2 separate regions of the Homo sapiens genome follow, and region 1 is linked to region 2. Evidence: read pairs that join two places in POLR2A ChIA-PET (ENCODE). Cell type or tissue: GM12878. All regions are shown on one strand. Links, peaks and the distances in the headings refer to the core of each region. The heading gives the core; the rest is flanking DNA. Region 1 has its middle 57 kb from the start of TNRC6B. Region 2 overlaps SGSM3 (small G protein signaling modulator 3).

Region 1 (4,391 bases), core at 221-4,220, 280 kb after region 2:
TACATAATAGGTACTTAATAAGTACATGGAGATGACCAACTCACAAGACATTCTCTACTCTGAATTCTTATTCTTTCAGGGTCCGATCCCCAGTGATCTCCATTTCCCTTTGGACATGCTGTGAAAGGGGAATGCTTCTTCCTGGCTCCTGAGTTTCCACCTTTGGCTCCTCTCCACCTGCACACAATCCACTCCAGAGAAGGTAACAGGATCTTACTTTAATGGTGAGTTTGGAAGGAGAAACAACGTAGGTGGAGCTCAGCCCTGTCTTTTCCTTCCTTCTGGAAACCAGCTGCCCCAGGAAGCCTGCATTCTCCTCTTCTCCTCCACCCATAAACACAGGACCCTCACAACTACCCGTGAGTAGGTCAGTCTGTGTTATTATGAAGTTCAGTGTTAAGTTCACTGGCCTGTAGATGTGTCACATTCTCCAATACAGCTTTTTTTTTTAAGCCCGGCCCCTCTGCCCAGTGGCACACATAATAGCAGTGGCAGCGGGAATGGGCGGTCCAATACCGCTTTATTAGTCAGAGAAACAGTATTTTGGTCTCCCAAATGCCCTCCTTTTAAAAAGGAGGGAAAAATGAAAAGTGTAACAATTTCTCGCTGCATATAAGCTTTTAAAAAGGAGGACATTTGGGAGACCAAAATATAGAGAGCCCAGTCAAGGGAAGGAGAGTGCTATTTATTGGGTCTCAAAGACCCTAACTTCTGGTGCGTGGCACCAAAATTTTGATAAATAGACAAGAACTAAAATTCAAGGGAGTAAAATACATGTGGCATTTTTGAGGCTTCTGTTAAGGCCAGGACTTTGGGCCTTGGACTTTAATGAGGGGGCACAGTATTTTCTTGTAGAAGCTTATATTAGGCTTTTTACTGTTGTTTTTATAGTTATACACTAGCTTGTAACTATTGAGGCTGAATTAGAGGTTTATAAACCATAGGCACACAGTATTTTGACCTTAGCAGCGACTGTAGTTATGGCAACTTTGTCTTCACGTAAGTGGCTGTTTCTATAGAGACAAGGCTGCGTACACTAGGCACATAAGCCTTAGCAAAGGGTTGGGGGCTTTGCAGGCCTCATCAAGAAACAAGCCACAGACGGTTGTGGCGGTGGTGGTGATGCTGGTATTGAAAGCTCATTTACATATCAGCTGTGCAGGCAGTCTCAGCATACACTGGCTGCTCTGGCCTAGCAAGCAAATGCCAGCTGTGCTGGCCTCAGCAAAGGGAATAGGGCATTAGTGGGCTTGGGTGGCTTCAGTGTACAGAAGGCTGCTGCTTGACCTTGAATTATGCCGGCACAGCTTTTCCTAAGCAGGCATGGCTGAGGAAAGATTAGACTTCAGGGAAAACAGACTTTCTTCCTACAGGCCTTTTAGACATCAGAAAGTGGAACAATTACTCGCTGCATATAAGCTGCAAAGCAGCTGAATTTCAAATAGCACACATGCATTACAAAACCAGTGAAGTTTTTCCTTTAAATTGCTTGTGCTAGGTTTATATAGGTGATTCAAAAGGAAAATGAAAATTAAGAGGTTTCTGGCTATACAAGGAAGGAAGGAAGGACGGAAGGGAGGGAGGGAGGGAGGAGGGAAAGGAGGAAGGAAGACTGGCATAACCCTGGCTGACCTAGACTTACTGGTTAAGAACAATGTACTAAGAAACAAAAGCTAGGGAATGCTAGGGGAGGAAAACTTTTTTCCCTGCTCCTGATGCTTCCTTCCACATGGGACAATATCCAATTTTTCATATTCCTGGCCTTGTATCCCTGACTCAGGCTGTCAGGGGTGAAGTCACTTCTCTGATGAGTGTGTTTGGAAGAAGAAACCAGGCTTGCATAGTCCAGCCCTTTTCTCTCCCTTTTCCCTTGGGGACACCTGTTCTGCTCTGCTCCTTTCGTTGGCTAGGAGGCAGGCGAGAAGGCAGGTCTATCCCAGACTAGTGGTGGTGGGCGAATAAACCTGTTAAGTCCTGCAGTTCAGTATTAAAAATCTGCTTGCCCTTAGATTTAAGCCAGTTCTCCTATGGCAACTTTATGAATGATAAACGTGAAATTTTGATCTCCACCTGTCTGCCTTACTCCTTTGTGCTAAGTCTCTGTTGGTTCAGAACTTGAGCAGGGAAGAGAATATTACTTATTGGATACCCTTTGATCTCAACTTATATCTGACATGTATCCTCCTCAGAATTAAGTTCAGTTTTCCATATCAGCCTTGTCTTCCAAATTATTCCATTACCACAGCATTAATCACACACTTTTACTTCCTAAGCTTTTCACTAACCTCATTTCTAATTACTCTCAAAGCACCCTGTATTCTGCATTCACGCAGGCAAATCTTTCCATTCTCAGCACACAACATGCTAATCTCTCTCTATGTATATCCTAGTCCACACCCTACTGGAAAACCCTTCCCCTCATCACCAATCCACATCTCTACCCTTCTAATATCTATTCAGTATTTTTTTTTTTTTTTTGAGACAGGGTCTCACTCTGTCACCCAGGCTGAAGTGCAGTGGCATGATCACGGCTCAATGTAGCCTCAGCCTCACTGGGCTTCCCAAGTAGCTGGAACTACAGGTACACATCACCATGCCCAGCTAATTTTTGTATTTATGGTAGAGTTGGGATTTCACTATGTTGCCCAGGCTAGTCCTGAACTTGTGAGCTCAAGCAATCCACCTGCCTAGGCCTCCCAAAATGCTGGGATTTAGGTGTGAGCCACAGTTCCTGGCCTCCAGTCAATTTTTATTTCTAAAAATCTTTCCTGATTAAAACCATGTAATGTGCCCACTTACTAAATGTCATATTGATACCCATTTTTATCTTTGTCCTTTATTTCACTTGCTCTCATTTTTTGTTGTTTTGGAGCTGTCCTTAGTTTTCAATGTTTCTTGAACAAACCTTGATAACATTCTTGTTTGAAGGCATGGCTTATGGTTGTGTCTAGGGCAACTTTACTTTCCTTTTGACAAAACAGAAGGTAAGTAAGGTAGGCAATGCAGAAGTGTGCGGTTAACTAAGGGTTCCATGTAAGAAGTGACAAAGTCTAATGTATCAGTGCTAACAGAGTCACAAAAAAGTCAGGGCAAAGCCCACTTACATGAAAACTAGAGGGGTGAACAAGTCATGCCAAAGTGACAAGTCATGTCCCCTCATGAGATGATGAGACAACACACAAGTGTTTACGTATGCATGTATGTATGTATGTTATCTATGTATGTATTTAGAGACAGAGTCCTGCTCTGTTGCCCAGGTTGGAGTGCAGTGGTGCAATATCAGCTCACTGCAACCTCTGCCTCCCAGGTTCAAGCGATTCTCCTGCCTCAGCCTCCCAAGTAGCTGGGACTACAGGCACGTGCCACCACGCCTGGCTAATTTTTGTATTTTTAGTAGAGACAGGGTTTCACCATGTTGGCCAGGCTGGTCTGGAACTCCTGACCTCAAGTGATCCGCCCGCCTAGGCCTCCCAAAGTGCTGGGACTATAGGCGTGAGCCACCGTGTCCGACCGACACAAGTGTTTAATTTCTGTTTTTGCACATCACTTCAACTTGGAGCAGTCACCAGTCTGTGACCTGTGGTAGGTGGTGGATAGTCTTGACCTGGCACAGTGCTTGCTACACACATGACAGGACTCAGCAAATGTTAAGAACTAAATACAAGTAATGTCCTACAGTACCTGTGCAAGTTCTTCCAGGAAAATTGCCAAATATGTTAATATTTTCAAGAGCCCTCCAGGATCCAGCCCTTGCCTGTCTCTCCAGCCTCGTCTGCCTGGTCTCTGTTCCATTTGTTCCAGCCGTAATGAACATCTTACAGCTTTGCCAATATGGCAGACTGTTTCAGGTTTCCATGTTTTTGTTGCTATCACTCCCTCTGCCTTTCCCTCCTCTGGTGCCACAAGGGGAGACCCTACTTTCCAATCAAGGCTCAGCTTTTATGAACTATTTCCTGATCCATCTCTAGGCAGAAATAATGATTCCTTCCTCAGTGCCTCCAGTGGATCTTGTTTGAATTCTATTATGGGATCTGTAACACTTTATTGGATTTATTTACTCACATAGATTCCTCTATGTGATAAGGATTAGACTGTCAACCCCTTGATACCAGACGCTATATCTTGTTAATCTCTGTATTCAGTCTACTCAAAACTGTGTACCTGGCATTTAATATGTATTCAATAAATTTCTATGTAAGAATGACTGAATTAATCAATGACAGTGCTTTTTCTTTAAAATGCAATAGATATCAATTCAATAAACATTTACTGTGCCTCTATCACATGCCAGATGGTGCTGGGATACTGTGTTATGCTGGAATGAGCTGTGGCTTTGAAAATGTAGAACCGTTCTTCTTTGTCAGTTATTAGCTGTGTGGTCTTGGGCAAGT
Region 2 (4,391 bases), core at 85-4,084:
CTTGTTCTTCTCAGAGGTCAAAGATAATAAAATCAAGGCAAGAAACATGTTTTATGCAGTTGTGTCCCTATAATACTGAGAGCATAGTGCCACAGTGGTTGATTCACACAGGAAACATGGGGCTAAGATACCATCTCTGGTGGGGAACTCATAACCCTGTGTGAGTTGGCCACCTCTTCCTGGGCAGCCTGCAGAGCTGGGTCCCCTTCATACCACAGCGTGGGAGCACAGCAGGCTGGTGCCTGGCTAACTGCTATACCTGCGTGTACTTGGCCAAGATCTCCTGGGGCCATATGCTCGGAGTCAGGGCTGAGAAAGGGCCACAGGCAGGTGTATGGCTTCCTAAAACCAAAGAGGACCAGGAGAACAATCAAGAAAATGCAGAGGCAGGCCAGGCGCAGTGGCTCACGCCTGTAATCTCAGTACTTTGGGAGGCCGAGGTGGGCAGATCACCTGAGGTCAGGAGTTTGAGACCAGCCTGGCCAACATGGAGAAACCCATCTCTACTAAAAATACAAAATTAGCTGGGCGTGGTGGCACATGCCTGTAATCCCAGCTACTCGGGAGGCAGGAGAATAGCTTGAACCCAAGAAGCGGAGGTTGCAGTGAGCAAGGATCGTGCCATTGCGCTCCAGCCTGGGCAACAAGAGCGAAACTCTGCCTCAAAAAAATAAAAAAAAAATAGAAAATGCAGAGGCAAAATTCAAATCAGGAAATACCCTCTCCCTCTAAGAGCACCAGCATTAAAGGGACTGGCCCATCTCAAGCGTGCTGGGTAGGGAAGGAGCAGAGTGAAAGAAACCTCCTAGAAATCAGCAAATTTCTGGAGAAGAGGGGAAAGAAACAGCAGCACATTACAAAACATGACCAAACTTCATCTTCCGGCCTCTTTCTCCACCTGAGGACTGCAGATCTGCGGGTTGGAGAGCTGGAGGAGGAGAGCTAGAGAGCAGAGCTGAGAAGGAAGTTTTAATAACTTTCTCAGCCAGCCAGAAGCCTTCCCTACCATCTCCACCTCTCTTATCTGGATGGTGTTTTATGGAAAACAAGCCACCTTCCATCCCTCTGGCTCCTCTGTGAGAGCTTCAAACCCCGTTTCCAAGTCCAGCCCCTGCCTCTACCTGACATTGTGCTGGTGGGCTGGCAAGTCTTCTGCAGCTCCAATCTTAGAAGTCTCCTATCCTGCTATCTTAGAGCTGGAAGGCTCCTCAGGCTTCATCTGGTCCAGAATCATCTGCCCTGTTAGAAGAGAAAAGAGGAAAGTCATTCTATTTTTATTTTTATTTTTTTTTAGACAGAGTCTCGCTTGGTCACCTCAGGCTGGAGTGCAGTGGTGCAATCTCAGCTCACTGCAACCTCTGCCTCCTGGGTTCAAGAGATTCTTCTGCCTCGGCCTCCCGAGTAGCTGGGACTACAGGGTTGCACCACCACACCCGGCTGATTTTTGTCTTTTTAGTAGAGACGGGGTTTCACCATATTGGCCAGGCTGGTCTCGAACTCCTGACCTCGTGATCCCGCCGGCCTCGGCCTCCCAAAGTGCTGGGATTACAAGCATGAGCCACCGCGCCCGGCCAAGCCTTTACTTCCTTTTACTTCTAACCACAGAATTAAAGGCTCTCACTCTACGAAAGGAAGTAGGTGACAACGAGGAGATGTGGTTGAAAGATTTCAAGACAAGTTACATTCCGGTTTTTGAAATCATATTTACCTAAACCTGGCACTGAAGAAAAATTTACTTTTGCCATTTTTCACACAATGAGAATTCAGAAATGACAGTTGTTATCCTGGTCCATAACAGAACCTATTCTCCATGCTATCTGCCATGGAATTCTGGTGTTGGGAATTCTAGATAAATCGGGAAGAATTAGGTAAGTGAGAAGCAAAAAAGAGGAAAATCAAACCACCACTTCAAAGGAGCTGTGAGAAAATCCCAGTTCTCTTTAAAGACATACAAGTGTGGGGGCAAAAATAGCTCCTGTGGGCAGCTCAGCTGTGTCCCGGCCTCTGCTCCTGCCCCAGACACACACTGGCCAAGCCAAGTTTAGGATAAAGGCCACAGCAGAACATTCCTGACTGTTACAGAGGCTTTGGTACCCAAATGGGAGAGACGCTCCCTCCTGCTTCCAGACATGCCTGCTGAGAACCAGATGGCAGAACCTGCTTCCCCAACAGGCCAGCCATCCTGGTTGGTTGGTTCTGTGTGAAGAGAATGGAATTTTAATGTCTTCCTTCAGTGTAAAATATATGTGATATAGGGTTTCCCTCAGAACTATGAGCTGGATGATTACATATTTTTACATTAAAGAGACTGAGCTAGAAATTTTAAAAAGCATGTCATGTCATCATTCAATCCTTACAACACATTCATTCCTTACACAACAGAAAATAAGCCTAGGAGAGACTGATAGTTTCCAAATGGACTCCCAAAACTTTGCCCTGCCACACCATGTAACCCCACCCTGTGAAATGACGGACACATGGCCACCAGCTAGATGGCCCTGGGAATGGAACCCAGTGCTCTATTACGCCTCCTGCTGGCTTGGAGCCTGAGATGGCAAATGGCTGTGGCAGAACAACCACGTGTCAGCTTTGGGAGGGAGTGGGCTCAGCGCTCATCCTCTGCACCATGATTAAAAGTAAAGACATCTTGGCTGGGCGCGGTGGCTCACGCCTGTAATCCCAGCACTTTGGGAGGCTGAGGTGGGCGGATCACTTGAGGCCAGGAGTTTGAGACCAGCTTGGCCACCATGGTGAAACCCTGTCTCTACTAAAAATACAAAAAAATTAGCCAGGCATGGTGATGCATCCCTGTAATCGCAGCTACTTGAGAGGCTGAGGCACAAGAATTGCTTGAACCCGGGAGGCAGAGGTTGCAGTGAGCCAAGATCGCACCACTGCCCTCCAGCCTGGGTGACAGAGTGAGACTCTGTCTCAAAAAAAAAAAGTAAAGACATCTCCAGTCCAATCCTAGCTCTGCTACTCGTGTAGCAGAGTGGGCCTGTGCCCACTTGTTATAACCGTGGGCAAGTTTACTTCACGTCTGTATCAGTTTTCTTTTCGATAGAATGGAATAATAATACCTATGCCTTACTGTGGTTATGAGGATTACGTGAGCTGATGCAAATAAGGCCTTTAGCACACTGCCTGACACATATAAGTACTCAATAAGTATCAGGCAATTAGTAGTCCTAAAAATTTTTAGAAAGTTATTGTTAATATATGGACCCTCCTCATTGAGGTATACTAAAAACTATGTTGAACCATATTAAATTGCCGATATTCATCCATTACAGCCTAGAAAAATGACAACTGTGTATGGTTCCACATAACATGTCCCAGTTGAGAGCATGAGAAAGACTCCTCATCACCATCGGCCCCAGAGGCAGGGGTTTGGTTGGTGGTTCTGAAAGGGCAGAGTAAAAGTGTGACAGAGCACCTGCAGGCTGCTTGTAGCAGAGAAATCAGCTACATCTGGCTGTGGAGGCCTGAAGGGGCTGGGAAGGCCCACTCAGGAGTCCCTCCCCTTTCCTGATCTTGGCTGTCCTCCCACTCATTCATTCATCAGCAAATGGGGACTGAGCACCCCTAAGAGCCAGGCAGCTTCTAAGAGCTGGGACACAACAGTGGGGGAAAAAGTCCTGACCCTTACATTAGAGAATCAGATGACAGGCTGGGCCCGGTGGCTCACGCCTGTAATCCCAGCACTTTGGGAGGCCGAGGTGGGTGGATCACCTGAGGTCGGGAGATTGAGACCATCCTGGCCAACATGGTGAAACCCTGTCCTACTAAAAATACAAAAATTAGCTGGGCGTGGTGGCGTGTGCCTGTAGTCCCAGCTACTCGGGAGGCCGAGGCAGGAGAATCACTTGAACCCAGGAGGCAGAGGTTGCAGTGAGTTGAGATGGCGCCACTGCATTCCAGCCTGGTGACAGAGACTCCATCTCAAAAAAAAAAAAAAAAAAAAAAGACAGAATTGGATGATAAACACAGAAATAGATTGTGATAACTACAATGCTGTGAGGAAAAATAAAGGTCAAGGTGTGGAGACTATCAGAAGAGAGGGGATTTATATCAAGTGTTCAGGAGAAGCTCTTTAGAATATGGGTTAGGGACACCTGAGCAAAGACCAAAAGGAACTGAGGGCTCATGGCTACCTGAGGGAAAGGAGATCCAGGGAGAAGCAGCCCCAAGTTGGGAGCACACTGGGCATGCTGAAACAGCTGCAAGGCAGCCAGCAGGCTGGAGGGGCTGGGGAATGAGAAGGAAAGAGTGGGAGGAAACAGCCTGAATGGTGGGAGAAGACACAGCAGGGGACTACGAGGCCTCACAGTGTGGTGGATTCTGGGCTTCATTCTCAGTGAGCTGGGAAAGTAGGGGAGGGCTCTGAGCCC

Evidence for each region. Peaks named below come from ENCODE experiments on the same cell type or tissue, not always from the same donor. Only the 100,000 strongest peaks of a DNase experiment are listed, where the experiment ranks them.
Region 1: POLR2A ChIA-PET joins it to region 2 with 7 read pairs; 2 of 35 experiments call an interaction of 5 or more read pairs at or near these places.

What each region holds. Positions count from the first base shown.
Region 1 is chr22:40,118,423-40,122,813 of GRCh38, reverse strand. It overlaps a transcript of TNRC6B not described here. Among named protein-coding and RNA genes, the nearest start is that of TNRC6B, 57 kb to the left of the region's middle. In GM12878, for the core only: no CTCF peak of the experiment used is centred there; no DNase peak of the experiment used is centred there.
Region 2 is chr22:40,397,544-40,401,934 of GRCh38, reverse strand. SGSM3 (small G protein signaling modulator 3) reads right to left here. Exons shown (of 22, transcript NM_015705.6): 2 at 1,122-1,239; 3 at 260-342. The coding sequence starts at 1,128. Among named protein-coding and RNA genes, the nearest start is that of SGSM3, 29 kb to the right of the region's middle. RefSeq lists enhancers at 2,921-3,020, 3,601-3,660. In GM12878, for the core only: no CTCF peak of the experiment used is centred there; a DNase peak (open chromatin) is centred at 1,644; H3K27ac peaks cover 2,437 bases.